2 separate regions of the Homo sapiens genome follow, and region 2 is linked to region 1. A link is an interaction called in ENCODE POLR2A ChIA-PET data of the cell type or tissue named here. Cell type or tissue: A673. All regions are shown on one strand. Links, peaks and the distances in the headings refer to the core of each region. The heading gives the core; the rest is flanking DNA. Region 1 overlaps SYN3 (synapsin III). Region 2 overlaps SYN3 (synapsin III).

Region 1 (7,752 bases), core at 1,598-6,597:
ATAGTCGAAGGGGGAAGGGAGCTCTCTCGGGGCCTCTTACTTATAAGGGCATTAATCCCATCCATGAAAACTCTGCCCTCATGGCTAATCACTTCCCAAAGACTTCATCTCCTAATACCATCACATTGAAGGTTAGGATTTCAACATTTGAACTCTGAGGAACACAGGCATTCAGACCACAGCAGTAAGGATAGGAATATACTTTTGTGACCCCTTCCCTGAGTACCTAGCCGGTGTTAAGCACATAGTAGGTACTCAAGGGATCCACATGGAAATGGCTTCTCTTCTCAGAGTCCTGGTCCATATAAAGTCAACAACCCTTTTAAAAAAATAACTGAAAACAGAGGATCAGAAAGTGGTTAAAATAATGAGGAGTGGTGGGAAAAATCAAGACATCTTCTAGTCCCAGCTCTGCTCTTGTGTCTTTGAGATTGTTGCTTCTCCTCTCTCAGCTTCAGGTTCCCGATTGGTCAAAGGAGAGTTGGGCTATGTGACCCCTGGGGGACCTTCCTGGGATGATTGTCTCCCATGCCAGAACTTGAAGCCAAGGTTTTTGACTCCCACCTCCCACTGTAGCTGTGCATCTGAGCTCCCCTGTTACATTCTGTCAGGTGTTACTGGTTTGTAAGAATCACGATTACTCATTATTGGGTACTTGCTGAGTGCCAGATGCTTGCAAAAGGCATTTCAACATGATCTCATAGCATCCTCACCCCAAACCCCTGTAAAGTAGCTACTTCTCTTGGGCTGGGTTCCCTAGAAGTGGAGGCTAAAGTAGGGATTTGCAAGCCAGTGACTCATGGAGGGAGTCCTCTTCAGGAAAACTGTGAGGGGTGACGGTGGTAGCTCAAGGAAGGGGAAGAAGCCAAGGAGGGATATTGTCTTAGAGAAGCTCTGGCCTTGGCCTGGTCTACAGGGGGGCTCTGGGGCAAAAACAGTGCCATGGAGTTGTCCCACTTTGAGGAAAGAGCGCTGGGCTTCTGTATCCCCAAGAGCAATCAGTCACTGACCCCCTGGTGGGTGGTGGTGGAGAGGGTTTACCCTCTCAGCCGTCTCAGGGATGCAGTTACCATCAGCCCAAGAAATGGAGAAGGCCACGGGTACAGCATTACCATGACACCTGGAGCCGCTGGGGGCACTGGCTGGCAAAGAGGATGTGAGCAGAGAACTGACCAGCATTTACACTCCACTATTACTAGCCCATTTTGCAGATGAGGATAACTGAAACCTGGAGTAGTTAATATGTTCCTAAGAACTACTAAATACAGAGGTCTGAACTGTTAGGTACAAGTTGCGCGTCTCGTAAACAGCCCTCGCCACTGAAGGACAGGGCCCATGTCTGAAATGCCTGTTTCCCCAGCACCCAGCATGGCAATTGCACCCAGGGGCTGCTGAGATGTGCTTGGAAAGGCTGAGTTTGTGAGCTGCAGCTCGCCAGGGCAATGGGGCCTCAAGTGGCATGTCGCCGGGAGGCAGAGGGGTTAGCCCTCACCCACGTGGTGGCCTGGGGCAGCCCTGCTCTCCGACAGCTGCCTGAGCTCCAGCGCTGTCAGCAGCCTGCTCAGCGCTGGGGCGGGCCTCCTGCCAGGCTGCTGCTCGGGGAAGGGGAACATTATTCATCGGAGAGATAAGGCAGCTGATGAGAGATGGGCCTCAGAGCAGCTGTTCCTCGGCAGCGGCTGGAACGGATGCTGGGGCAGTGGAGTGGAGGAGAGAGGAGTGGGGGAAGGGGAAAGCCCATTTTGAGATGAAAAATGATGGTACTGCCGAGGGGTGATGGGAGAGCACATTTCAAACCCAGGCCAGGCGCTAATATGTACTTATACCCAAGGCCTTCCCCACACATATCTCTGTCTGACAGGCCACATCTGTGCTCTGTCGGGTTAACTATTGAACTAGTCAGAGGGCTCACTTATCAGCTCGCTCAGCAGGAAATATCTGCCTGGTAGGGCACCCCCTCCCAAGCTGCTTCCTCAGTGCAAGACTGAGAAGCTGGGCCCAAAAGATGCTAAACGCTCCTGCCTGGGCCACAGCCCTAAATCACCCATCTCCGCCCCCAGAGCACCCAGGTGGCGCTGATCTCAGGTGGCCCAGCCACTTCTCGCTGGTTCCCTAGGTTCTCCATCTTCCCTCAAAGCTAGCTGACACAGGATGGAATTTTCCAGGTTGAGGGGCAAGAGTGGGTGAGCTTTCTTTATTTTATCCATTGTTTGATAGTTGTTTTTTTTTAAAGGAAAGATGTGAAAAAGGAACCTTGAGGCCGGGCACAGTGGCTCACGCCTGTAATCCCAGCATTTTGGGAGGCCGAGTAGGGCAGATCACCTGAGGTCAGGAGTTCGAGACCAGCCTGGCCAATATGGTGAAACCCCGTCTCTACTAAAAATACAAAAATTAGCTGGGCATGGTGGCATGTGCCTGTAGTCCCAGCTATTCGGAGACTGAGGCAGGGGAATCACTTGAACCTAAGAGGCAGAGGCTGCAGTGAGCCGAGATCATGCCACTGCACTCCAGCCTGGCGACAGAGCGAGACTCTGTCTCAAAAAAAAAAAAAAAGGAACCTCGAGGGTTTCCTGGGAGACAGGGGAGGGCAGGATGTGACGTCTGTCTGTGACGGGACCTGGGCTGTCAGGTGAAACGCCTGATGGTCTTCCCTGACAAGCTGCGGCTGCCTCTCCAGCCTCCTCCCCTGCCCATCGGTCAGGTCATCTTCCTTTCTGACCACATCAGAGGGTTTCCTCAGAAGCCAGGGCCTTCCCTGTCCCTATGTTCTAACATGGACTTTCCCACTCTGACCGCCTGGCTAACATTTTGTCTGTCATCAGTGCAGGGAAGGGTGTAGACAGGAGTCCTTAAAAGTACCTATGGTATTATATTTCTTTTCATTAAAAAAAATCTAAAACAAATTCGGCTAAATGTTAAGATTTGACAAACTCAGTTGTGAACATAAGGGAAACAACAGTTAGCATTTAAGAGTGCTGGGAACTTGTATTTTTCAGAGTATTACCTTAATTGATCCTGACAGTTGCCCTTTGAAGTGTGTGTTTAAACGAGACAGAGGCACAGAGAGGACAAGCAGCCTCTCCAATGTCACACGGCAGATGCAAGTAGCCTGGCTCCAGAGCGGGTGTCTTAACCACCTTAGTTTATGAGTGTTTGCTAAATTATTCTCTGTACTTTTTCTAGCCTTAAAATAGTTCAGAATTTTTTTTTTTTTTAGGATCTGAAGCAAACATGGCAAAATGTTAATATTTGTCAAAGTAGTGTGTTCAACTATCTATGTGTAAGATTATTCCGAACTTTGCAATATGTATATGAATATTTAAAAAGAAAACAATAAAAAAGCCTCAGCGCTATTACCACTTCTCCTCAGAAGGCTTCTGAAGTCCCCCCGCCCCCCAACCAGCTCCTCTAAGCCCTTGCTTCTCTGAACTATTCTCCACCAGGCCCTGACTGTGTCACATCCTAGCAGTTGATTTACTTCCCATTTCCCCCTCCAGGCTGTGAACTCCACCAGCGAGTGGTGATGTTGAATTTATATCTGAATTTCCAGGGTCTGGCCAATTGCAAGGAATCTAGAAGCTCAATAAAATTATGAAACTAAAGGGAGCTATTTAGGGGGCCCCCATGGGTGAGTATTGAGCAGCTACATAAAGAGGCTGCAGAGGGTGCAGGGAACAAATGTGGACCCTGCCCTCCCTGCTGGAGACATATGGCAGTAATTTTTAGGACCATAACCCAGTAAGGGCTTCCAGCATAAATGCTTCCAGCTGCACCCTCCACTGTGGACAGGAAACTGGGAACCTCTTAAGACAGGATCTTGATGGCTTCCAGCTCAGTCGGATGCCCATCAAAAGAAGCAGAGGGTAGGAGCAGCTTTCTAGAAAGCCCTCTGGGTTTTACCCACTGTGTCTGGGGCTGTGTGTGTTTACTGGTTTGGCAGCTGTCAGATCAACCCTCCTCATTCTAGTTTAGTGGCTCGCCAATCTTGGCTGTACATTGGAATCACCCAAGGAGCTCTCAAAACTAGTTCTTCCTCCTCTTCTCTGCCCCTAGATATTCTGATAGAATTGACCTGAAGTGCCCACCTGGGTTTGGAGATTTTTAGAAGCTTTCTAAGTAATTGGAATGTGCAGCCAAGGCTGAGAACTCCTGTTAGGTTCTCTTTTTTAAAAAAAGATAGCTGCTACCAGGTGAACTGTGATGATATCTCCATTCAGTGCACATTTACTGAGCATCTATTATGTGAAATGCACCAAGGAAGGAAAGGGTTTGAGATTCCTGTCCTATGGCGTAGCTAAGTTTGATGAGGGGAATAAGTTGGCAAGTTTTGGTGTGTACAGATCCAACAGCCGGCCTCAGAGTGGTAGTAGAATCTTGGTATCTCCTAAGCCCACATCAGACATCACTGATTACAGTATAATTTCCTGCTGAGTCCATAGTGGTGGCCAATCAATGGCTGCTGGACAAGAAAGCAAGGTGGTAACAACACTTAGGTATGTTTCCTCAAGTTCTAGCTGGGACTTATTCTTTCCCCTGCTAGGTGGGACTTCATATACTCATACCAGCCAAGAAACACGTCAGCATGCAGCTACCATGTAAAACAAAGTCTGGCCGAACCTGGGAAACGTTTCTAAGCTAACACATTTCCCAACAAATACACACCTAACAAATTTCTAAAACTGCTGGAGCATGAACTACCCTTTGAGAACTACTGGTTAAGGCCAACACTGGCTAAGCACACAAGAGCTCATTTAATTCTTCCAATAGCCCCAGGGGTCAATTGATTGCATGTTTAGAGCACAGACTTTGGGTTCAAGCCCCAGTTCTACCACTAAACAACTGTGGGATCCCAGGAACACTAGTTAACAGTTCCATGCCTCAGTTTACCCATCTTTCAAAAAGAGAATGGTAACAATAACATGTACTTCAGAGTGTTGCTAAGAGGATCACATAAGCCAATCCACATAAAGAATTGAGGCAATAAACTTCAGATGTTTTTCTATGACCTTGGATTTCAAAGTCTCCTGTATACTGTTCTAACTTGTTTTTCTTCAAAGTAGCATATCTTCAAAATCATTTCGTGGCCGGGTGCGGTGGCTCACTCCTGTAACCCCCAGAACTTTGGTAGGCCAAGGCGGGCGGATCACGAGGTCAGGAGACAGACCATCCTGGCCAACATGGTGAAATCCTGTCTTTACTAAAAATACAAAAATTAGCTGGGTGTGGTGGCACGTGCCTGTAATTTCAGCTACTCAAGAGGCTGAGGCAGGAGAATAGCTTGAACCAGGGAGTCGGAAGTTGCAGTGAGCCAAGATCACGCCACTGCACTCCAGCCTGGCGACAGAGCGAGACTGTCTCAAAAAAAAGAAAAGAAAAGAAAATCATTTCATATCAGTACAAATGGAGATGCTTCTTTATTTATAATTGTATCTCATTATGTGGCTCGACCGTAATTTATTTAACCAGTTCCCTACAGATGGACAGTTAGGTTGTTTCTAAGCTTTAGCTATTAACAAACACTTCCGAGAATGAAACTAATCTTAACACTTACATAGTGTATAATTTCAATTGCCTGCCACTAATTTTGAATGGAATGTCATGTATAAAAGCATTCATAAGAATTTTATGCACCATGGAGTTGGGTGCAAAAAAAAAAAAGACTTTTGACAGTATCTGCTTATATCTTCTGAATATGAAGATGATTTTGGCTGCAAATAACAGTGATGACTAAATCAATAAAGAAAATGCATGAGCTCATATCACTGAGCTAGGGCAATCACAGGGCCGAGTAAATCAGAGGCTCAATGTCAGACTCAAGGATCTAAATGTTTTGTGTCCTTCTGACTCTTGTTCTCAAGGATGGACTTTTGTTCTCATACTGTTCCTTCACGTTATCAGTGAGCCACCCTGGTGCCCCGGGCCATACCCTCATGCCTATGAAAAAGAGTCTCTTTCTTGTGTCGCTTTTAAGAAGCATGGTGGATGTTCCAGAATCCTCCCGGCAGGTACATCTCAGGCCTCCCTGGTCAGAACTGCATCATCTTCCCTTTCCTTTTTTTTTTTGAGATAGAGTCTCGCTCTGTTGCCCAGGCTGGAATGCAGTGGCACGATCTCAGCTCACCACAATCTCCACCTCCTGGGTTCAATCGATTCTCCTGCCTCAGCCTCCCGAGTAGCTGGGACTACAGGCGCCCACCACCATGCCCAGCTAATTTTTGTATTCTTAGTAGAGATGGGGTTTCACCATGTTGGCTGGGCTGGTCTGGAACTCCTGACTTAAGGTGATCCGCCCACCTCTGCCTCCCAAAGTGCTGGGATTACAGGCATGAGCCACTGCACCAGGCCCATATTCCCTTTTCTAAACACCTTTCCCAGTGGGAACAGAATGACCACAGCTGGCTGAAACGAACCAGGATTCACCTCATGGCACCAGAAAGGGGCCTATGTTTCCTTGAAGCACATGGCCACCAAACAGCTGAATAAACTCAGGATTTGGCAAGCATGAAAGAAGGCGGGCAACCAACAGTAGACAGCACACCTTCCGAAACCTTTATTTTCATGGACAGCCATATGTTGTTCTTGTAAAGAACTGGCTCATAAGCTTGTGTGTTTTAAAGAACAATATTGCTAAGTGTGTTTACAATGACACACATGGGTAAATTTTAAAAATGCAATAGTAACTCTTAAAATCTGCTACAAGACTTTAATGAGGTCTGGCAACCCCTTGACCTGGAATCAGAACACATAAGCTTGAGAACTCAGTCACTTCTGCGAGGTCGTGAGAATGTTTCTCTAGCTCTCCAAGCCTTGCGTTTCTCCCTGTGAAAATGGCAGCTTCGAGGAGAATTAGGGGTCATGCATAAAGGAAAAGAGAAGGGGCTTTGCAGTTAGACCTGGCTTAGGATCCCGGCTCCCCCAGCTGTGCGACTCTGGACACGTTTTGAGCTTCAGTTTCCTCATCGGTAAAAAGGGGATAAAAATGTGCAATTCATAGAGCCATTTAAAAATATATACTTTATAAAGGCATGATTTGCATAAAATAAAATGCACCCATTTGAAACGTAGTTTGATTTGCTTCGACATATGTAACACTAATATAATCATCATGCCAAATAAAAGATATACTTTCATCACCTTCACAGGTGACTTGTGTCCCTCTACTGTCAATCCCCTGCCCCTTATTCCCTTGGCCCTGGGCAACCACTGATGTTTCAGTGACTATGGATTAGTTTTGCCTGTTCTAGAATTTCATGTCAGTGGAATCATGAAATGTGTACTCTTTTGTCTCTAGTCTTTTTTTCCTCAACATAATGGCTTTGAGATTTGTCTGCATAGTTACGTGCTGCCAAGTATGGACTGGAAGGCAGCCCGCAGGACCCTGCCTCTCATGTTCAAGCCCTTACATGCTTCTCCCCCGGAGGGGGTGGGATCTGTGACTGGTTTGCTGAATACGGCAAAGGAGATGGGTTGGCACCCCATGATAATGCTACGTCAGATAAGTCTCAGTCTTGCTCCCAGATGTATTCTTGTTCTCCCTTGCTTTGAAGTAACAAGCTGCCATGTTATAGAAAGACCCATGGAAAGGCCCACATGACTCATGCTTGTAATCCCAGTACTTTGGGAGGTCAAGGTGGGAGGATCGCTTGAGTTCAGGAGTTCAAGACCAGCCTGGGCAACATAGTGAGACCTCATCTCTACCAAAAATAAACAATATTATCCGGGCATGGTGATGCACATCTGTAGTCCCAGCTA
Region 2 (7,752 bases), core at 916-5,915, 80 kb after region 1:
GCAGCTGGGACTACAGGCGTGTGCCACAATGCCTGGCTAATTTTTAAAATTTTTTTGTAAAGATCTCACTATGTTGTTGCCCAAGCTGGTCTCAGACTCCTGGGCTCAAGTGATCCTTTTGCCTTGGCCTTCCAAAGTGCTGGGATTACAGGCGTGAGCCACCATGCCCAACTTCAGATACTTTTTTTTGAGGCTCAAAGGGTTCAGGACCTTCCAGCTACGCATCAAACAGAGCAGTAATTTTAATTTTTTAATCTGCTTAAATATTGGGTTTTACATAAAATTTAATTGGAAACAAAACTGTTCTATTTTGAAAAACCGTTAGAAAGCAACAGTGTGCTGAGGCTTTGGAGTTAGACAGGTATCATAACTATGTCTTTCATTGTCTGTATTCTGATGCTTTGACCCCTGGGCCTTGCTGGCCCTGGAGGGAATGCCCTTCCTAGGTTAGCCAAGACTTGGAGATACCAAAGAGCTTGCCTGGAGCACGCCCTCTGAATGCAAACCAACCAACGCAGGCTCAACCTCCTCTATATATGGGGCTGTCACACTGCAGGGCACTGCCCATCTGCCCTGATCACCCCAGGGATAGGCACCAGGCAACTAGGGACAGCCCCTACTCTCCAAGGCCGGTTGAAATAATTCAAACTCACCAATCCTAAACCTGTTTCCCCTGCCTTGCTCACTCCTCCCCACAAATTCACAATAAAAGCTCTCGCCCACATCTCCCTATCATTCCCTCTGTCTACGAACAATCATGGTGCTCCCCTGTGCCCCCCGCCTGCATGTGGCATGGGGTGCTGTGCCTCCTCCTTCTAGGGGACTGTGAGTGTAAGAGCTCCTTCCTTCTTGACAGTCATGCATGTGACTGCGCGTCTTGCATGCTCAACTAAAACAAATCCTGGTTATGTTTAAGACAACAGGCTCTGACCAGCTTCCCCCATGCCCCTCAGGACTTTCGACAGGTGTCAGGCCTCTGCTGGGTTGCCGGGTACAAAGCCTGGGACACACTGACCAGTGTGGATCATGTCACAAACAGTGCTGAGCGTGGGGTCAGACGGACCTGGGTTTCAATTGCATTTCTAGAACTTCCTAGCTCTGGGATCTTGGGGAAATCACAGGCCCTTTTGCCTCAGTGGCTCTACCTGTAAAAATAGGGCATAAGGTCCTGACCCTGTCCCTATCCTGAGGCTGCTAACAGGAACTGCAGGAGAGAGTGAAGGTGAAGTTTCTCCAGAGTGAAGCCCACACCACCATAAACTGTCTTTAGGGTACCCAAGGGGCTCCTTGCACAAAGGTGTGTTTTTGAGTTGTTCGGTCTAGAAGGGGGTTTCTCAACCTTGGCGCTATTGACATTTTGAGCTATGTAACTCTTTGTTGCGGAAGACTGTTTTGTGTATTGTAGGAGGTTTAGCAACATACCTGGCCTCTGCCCACAGGTGTCAGGAGATCTCCCCTGTTGTGACAACCAAAAATGTCTCCAGGCATTGCCAAATGTCTCCTGTTGGGGGGATTGGGGCAAAAATCACCCCTGGTTGTTAGCTACTAATACAGAAGAGGAGACAGGTTAGGCTAAGCGTATCTTCCTCTTTCTAGCATCTCTCTCTCTCTCTCTCTCTCTTTCTCTCTACTCTTCCAAGGATGCCCAACAGTTCACAGAGTACCCAGGTACCTCTGTGGTAAAGTAGGGCTCTAAGGAGCATGGTTGGAAAATACTTGTTTCAGTAGACACTCTAGGCTAGAAAAAGTAGAGTTGTGTTGTCAGTGGGTTTTGGTTTCACCCCCATCATATATTTACCAACTGAGCTCATCTCATGATCCAACCACTTTATCCATAATTTACCATCCTGTTTAAGTAGCCTCGTAGCAACCCCACAGAATGTGAGAACTGCAAGTTCTTTTCAGGTCATCCAGTGGGTTTGGTCTTGCTGCCAGCTCTGGCTGCTGTGCAGAGAAAGATAATGAGGCCGCCCCTCAGCTGGGCTGGAAGGCATTGCCTTCATTGAACAGCGGAGGGCCGGGGGTTGCACATGCTCTGTATATTTCCCAGTTCCTCCTTTTACAAATGAGTCAACTTACATCCAAAGTTCCCTTAGTGTTAACTAAAACAGACCAAATTCTCAACGTGTGCTGGACATAGTAGCATTGCGGTTACTAGCTCCATTCTGTGAATAGAGAAACATTAGCTTGGAACCTTGAACCACTCCCTTGAAGTCCCCCAGGTAACAGGAGGCAAAGCCACGATTCAAGCCCTTGTCCATCTGATCCCGGGTACAGCTCTGTCCATCAAACCAAAGTGTCTCAAAATATGGCTTCTTCCTACTGAGGCAGCAAAAAAATGTTCCTCCACACAAATAAAATACTATAGAGGAGTCAGTGAGAAGGAGCCTGTTTACTTTTAGAATCTCTTTTTTTTTTTTTTTTTTTTTTTTTGAGACAGAGTCTCGTTCTGTCGCCAGGCTGGAGTGCAGTGGCGTGATCTTGGCTCACTGCAACCTTTACCTCCTGGGTTCAAGCAATTCTCCTGCCTCAGCCTCCTGAGTAGCTGGGTCTACAGGCGCCTGCCACCTCACCCGGCTAATTTTTGTATTTTTAATAGAGACGGGGTTTCACTATGTTGGCCAGGATGGTCTCGATCTCTTGACCTTGTGATCTGCCCACCTCGGCCTCCCAGAGTGCTGGGATTACAGGCGTGAGCCACTACGCCCAGCCTACTTTTAGAATCTTAATGTAATTTCCCATTAAATACATGCAGAGAACAGTTAAGGTAAGACTGAAAAGAAACCCAAAGCCACGCGGAAGCAGTATGATGGGGAGAGCAGATGATATCTCAGGAATGAGGCGGCGAGTTAGCTGTGGGAGTGAGGAGGACACAGTGTTTTATAGAGCATGGGCAGCTTGGGAGCCAGACGGAAGCCAGACAGACAGGAGTTCAAATCCTGGCTCTGCCAATTCTAAGCTGCGTTGCTGGGCCTCTCTGAACCTTAGTTTCTTTGTCTGTAATAGTAACAGGTAACTCACAAGATCACTGTAAGCAGAAAATTGGGTTATAGATAGTAAAGTCTTGGCAGAGTATCGGCATCTATCTATCTATCTATCTATCTATCTATCTATCTATCTATCTATCTATCTGTCTGTCTTACCTACCTACTTATCTACCTATCTCTCTCTATATATATATAAATATTTATCTATCAATATAGATAATAATGACTCTTAAACAATTTCTCTCTATATGGGTATAAATGTATATATATAGATTTGTATATGTATGTATATGTATATATACATTTATATAGAGAGAGGGATAAATGGCTTAAGATATTATTATTGTCTCTATTATTGACATTACAAAATACTTTTTTTTTTTTTTGAGACACAGTCTCACTCCATCACCCAGGCTGGACAGCAGTGATGCAATCTCGGCTCACTGCAATCTCTGCCTCTCGGGTTCAAGCCATTCTCGTGCCTCAGCCTCCGAGCAGCTAGGATTACAGGCATGTGCCACCATGCCTGGCTAATTTTTTTTTTTTTTTTTTTTTTTCAGTAGAGACAGGGTTTCACCATGTTGACCAGGCTGGTCTCAAACTCCTGGCCTCATGTGATCTGCCTACCTCAGCCTCCCAAAGTGCTGGGATTATAGGCATGAGCCACTGTGCCTGGCCCAAAATACTAAATTTAATGAAGGTGTTTAGGGGAAGGAAAACCTAGTTCTGAACTGATTAGAGACCGCAAAACAGAAGCCTGGAGAGTTAGGTTCTAGAGAGATGGAGAAAGCATAAGTATATGGATGGATGGATGGATGGATGACTGAACAAATGGTCAGATGCATAGATATTCATTATATAGAAATAACACTTTTGGACACCAACATGCAGAACTTGAGGGAAAGCCACCATAAACAAGAAACCTTATAAATTAATTATTTGCCTCCTCCAATGTCTCTCATGGGGACCACTAAGCAGAGAGAGGAAAAGAGAGGTGGTGAGAAAACGAGGCTGGTGCCAGGTTAGGAAGGGCCCTGGTGCTGCCTAAAGACTTTGGCCTTCATCCCATAGACATTGAGGAGCCTGCACCGTGGAGAGCTAAGGGAGCCAGTGAGAGACCAAAGCAATTGTACAAGAATAAGCAAATTAAGACGAGTAATCAAAATCTGGTTCTGTCCAATGAATGCAAAGTTTGGGGTTTCTGGCACTTGGCTGGCCCAGCAAGGGGAGGTTCAGGCCCCTCTGCTTTCCCTTGCTTTTCCTGGCAGCACTAGAGGGGGTGAGCCTTCCCGTCTCCTCCCTGTCTGGACAGAAGGCAGGCCCTGAGGTGGGCTGGGTGGGGAGGGCACCAGTTCAGTTCCATTTTAAACAGGCCAAGAACTCACCCATTAGCTCACGACATGAACCTCAGGGCTGTTGCTTAGGGAAGAAAGGAAGGTTCCAGCAACATGGCTTAAGAACTATCGCAAGGACAAAAAACCAAACACCGCATGTTCTCACTCATAGGTGGGAATTGAACAATGAGAACACATGGACACAGGAAGAGGAACATCACACACCGGGGCCTGTTGTGGGGTGGGGGGAGGGGGGAGGGATAGCATTAACATGTTAAATGACGAGTTAATGGGTGCAGCACACCAACATGGCACATGTATACATATGTAACTAACCTGCACGTTGTGCACATGTACCCTAAAACTTAAAGTATAATAAAAAAAAAAAAAAAAAAAGAAAGGTCAGAAAACCCAGAGAGGCTGTCTGTGGTCCCTGAGAACATGGATCTGAAAAATTGCTTTAGGCTGTAAGAAGCAGGTCATTTTTCAAGTCTGGCTGGGCAACAGGTGAGTCAGGGGAAAACAGGTAGACACAGGTTATGATCACAATTCTGCCACTAACTAAGCAATGACCTATTCAACTTTGCCAAGCCTCAATTTCCTCATCTGAATAATAATGAGCCTTACACCTCAGGAGTTGCTGAAGGACGAAATATGTTGAAAAGTTAAACGCATGAGGGCAATGAAAAGCACATCACTGAACTAATAGTTTATTTTCCTTCTTGACCATATACTCAGAACTCCACAAGTACAACCCTTGATGCCCCATGACAGAACTTAGCTCCATTTCCTGTCTGGTGCTGACCTTTTATTATTGCCAAGTTCTTCCCCTTAGGATGTCTAAAGTCAGACTTGGCAAGGAGGAGACAAAGGCAGATGGTAGTTTGACTCTACAGTAACCAGCAGCATGACCCAAGCAAGAAACTGCACCTCGATCAGTCCCCATTCAACAGATGAGATAGAAAGGTGGTCAATGCAGGGGTCAGTGGTATGGGCTCTGGAGCATCTGGGTCCACATCTCAGCTCTGCCATCTCCTAGCTGTGTCGCCTCGGGCAGGACACTTAACCTCTCTGAGTCTCAGTTCCATCAGTACTCTGTGGGGTGGTGATGAAAATTAAATGTATACAGATAAACTGCTTAGAGGATGGCTTGCACATTGTGTAAATGTTAATGTCAAATCTTGCTTTACCTGCACTGTACTATATCAATGATTTATCTGCATGATTCCTGCAGGGCTAATGCTTTGTTTGTGTTGTTTACCATGCCAAAGGCTCTTTGGGTTCTTGCAGTAGCCTAAAGCTTTTCTCTTTAGCTTCTTTCATCTTTCCCCACTCTGGATAAGTTTGAGAAATATATATTGAACACAGATTAGGTATCTGGGTCCTTGGAGCACCTATTATGTACCGAATAAGTGTCCTGCCAGCCTCCCCACCACAGTCTACCATAGCACTGTGTACCCTACTTTCACGGCTTCTAACAGTTTGTAATTATGGTGCGTACGTGTGTGTGTGTGTGTGTGTGTGTGTGTGTGTGCATGCTTGTGTGTGTGCGTAAGAGAGAGAGAGACAGATAGATAATATGATTAATTTCTGGCCCCTGCCATTAGATGTTAAGTTCCATCAGGTAGAGATTCCATCTGGCTTTTTCGTTGTTGTTGTTGTTGTTGTTTTATGATGGAGTCTCGCTCTTTCGCCCAGGCTGAAGTGAGTGGCACGATCTCGGCTCACTGCAAGCTCCGCCTCCCGGGTTCGCGCCATTCTCCTGCCTCAGCCTCCCGAGTAGCTGGGACTACAGGCGCCCGCCACCACACCCGGCTAATTTTTTGTATTTTTAGTAGAGACGGGGTTTCGCTGTGTTAGCCAAGGTGGTCTCGATCTCCTGACCTTGTGATCTGCCCGCCTTGGCCTCCCAAAGTGCTGGGATTACAGGCACGGGCCACCGCGCCCGGCCAGATTCCATCTGTTTTTAATCACCATTGTAACCTGAGCACGCAGCACATAGGCAGTCAATGAATATTTGTGGAATGAATAAAGATACTGTCCCTGTTCCCAATGAGCCCAGAGTCTACAGGGAGCGAGGGGCAGGTGAATTAGTAATCTCAAAGTCATCTGGGAAGTGTGATGTAGACACAGGTATGAGGTGCTAGGGGAGTACAGGGAAGAGGCACCTCACCCTGCCTGGATGGAGGGGGAGGGCAGAGGAAGCAGCACAGACATCATGTTGGAGCTAATGTTGAAGAATCTATGGCAAAATCTAAGAAAGGATGTCCCAGGAGGAGAGACGTGCATAAGCAAAGGCATGGAGATGTGACTCCAAGATGGTATTACCATGGGTGGGCACTGGGGAACCACAGCAGTTTGGTGAGACCGAAGTCTAAGGTAGAGCACGGGAGGAGATGAGCAAGGAAAGGCAGGCAGGGGCAAGCTCATGGAGGGCCTTGTGTGCAGAGCTTGAGACCCCCAAAACAAGTCTAATGCACAGGTCAGCCCTTTATGCATGAGAGGAAAGTGACCAAGCCTTCCCTGGATTTTACTGCTTCAGGATACACCTTCCCAGATGAGCCAGCATAAAGATTAAGAACCATAAACAGGCAGGGCATGGTGGCTCACACCTGTAATGTCAGCACTTTGGGAGGCCAAGCTGTGGGGACCACTTGAGCACAGGAGTTTGAGACCAGTCTGGGCAATACAGTGAGACCCTGTCTCTACAAAATATTTTAAAAATTAGCCAGGTGTTGTGGTGCGCACCTGTCATCGCGGCTACCCAGGAGGCTGAGGTGAGAGGATGGCTTGAGCCCAGGAGGTTGAGGCTGCAGTGAGCCATGACTACACCACTGCACTCCAGCCTGTGTGACAGAGTGAAACCTGTCTCAAAAAATAATAAAATAAAATAAAAAGAACCATAAACACAGATTCTTCAGTTAAACTGACTCTGAATTCCAGTTCTGCCACTTGTATGCTGTGTGGCCTTGGGTAAGCCTCAGGTTCCTCATCTGGAGAATGGGGGAACTCATAGTACCTGTTCATCAGAGTCATGATGAGGATGAAACACGCTAATCCATATGAAATGCTTAGCGTGTGCCTGACACTTAGTAAGCATGTGATTAGATACTGCCTATGATCATTAATTCCTTCAGAGCCCAGGCTGTACAGCTGCCATCTGCCTCAGGCACCGCCAGTGGAAACTCTCTCAGGTCACCCTCTAAAACTCCCTGAGATGAGGGGGCCAAGACTGGACCAAAACGGGTCCAGTTTAGGTTGAATTCTATTGTAAAGTAAATAGTGCCTTAGAACTACTAAAATCCTATGTGATACTAAAGATAGACATTGTAGGGCACATAAACTCGTTCTCTGCTATCAGCCTCCCAGCTCCTTCCTGAGGGACTAGAAAATGCGCCCAGACTGTGTATGATCCAAAGGAAGTCATTTCA

The links. ChIA-PET counts read pairs that join two places held together with the same protein. Peaks named below come from ENCODE experiments on the same cell type or tissue, not always from the same donor. Only the 100,000 strongest peaks of a DNase experiment are listed, where the experiment ranks them.
Region 2: POLR2A ChIA-PET joins it to region 1 with 6 read pairs; 3 of 35 experiments call an interaction of 5 or more read pairs at or near these places.

What each region holds. Positions count from the first base shown.
Region 1 is chr22:32,879,516-32,887,267 of GRCh38, forward strand. All of the region lies in intron 4 of SYN3 (synapsin III), which reads right to left. Among named protein-coding and RNA genes, the nearest start is that of TIMP3, 82 kb to the left of the region's middle. RefSeq lists an enhancer at 2,507-2,801 and a silencer at 7,605-7,752. In A673, for the core only: no CTCF peak of the experiment used is centred there; DNase peaks (open chromatin) are centred at 1,626 and 3,756.
Region 2 is chr22:32,959,722-32,967,473 of GRCh38, forward strand. The region is part of intron 3 of SYN3 (synapsin III); the gene reads right to left. Among named protein-coding and RNA genes, the nearest start is that of SYN3, 95 kb to the right of the region's middle. In A673, for the core only: no CTCF peak of the experiment used is centred there; no DNase peak of the experiment used is centred there.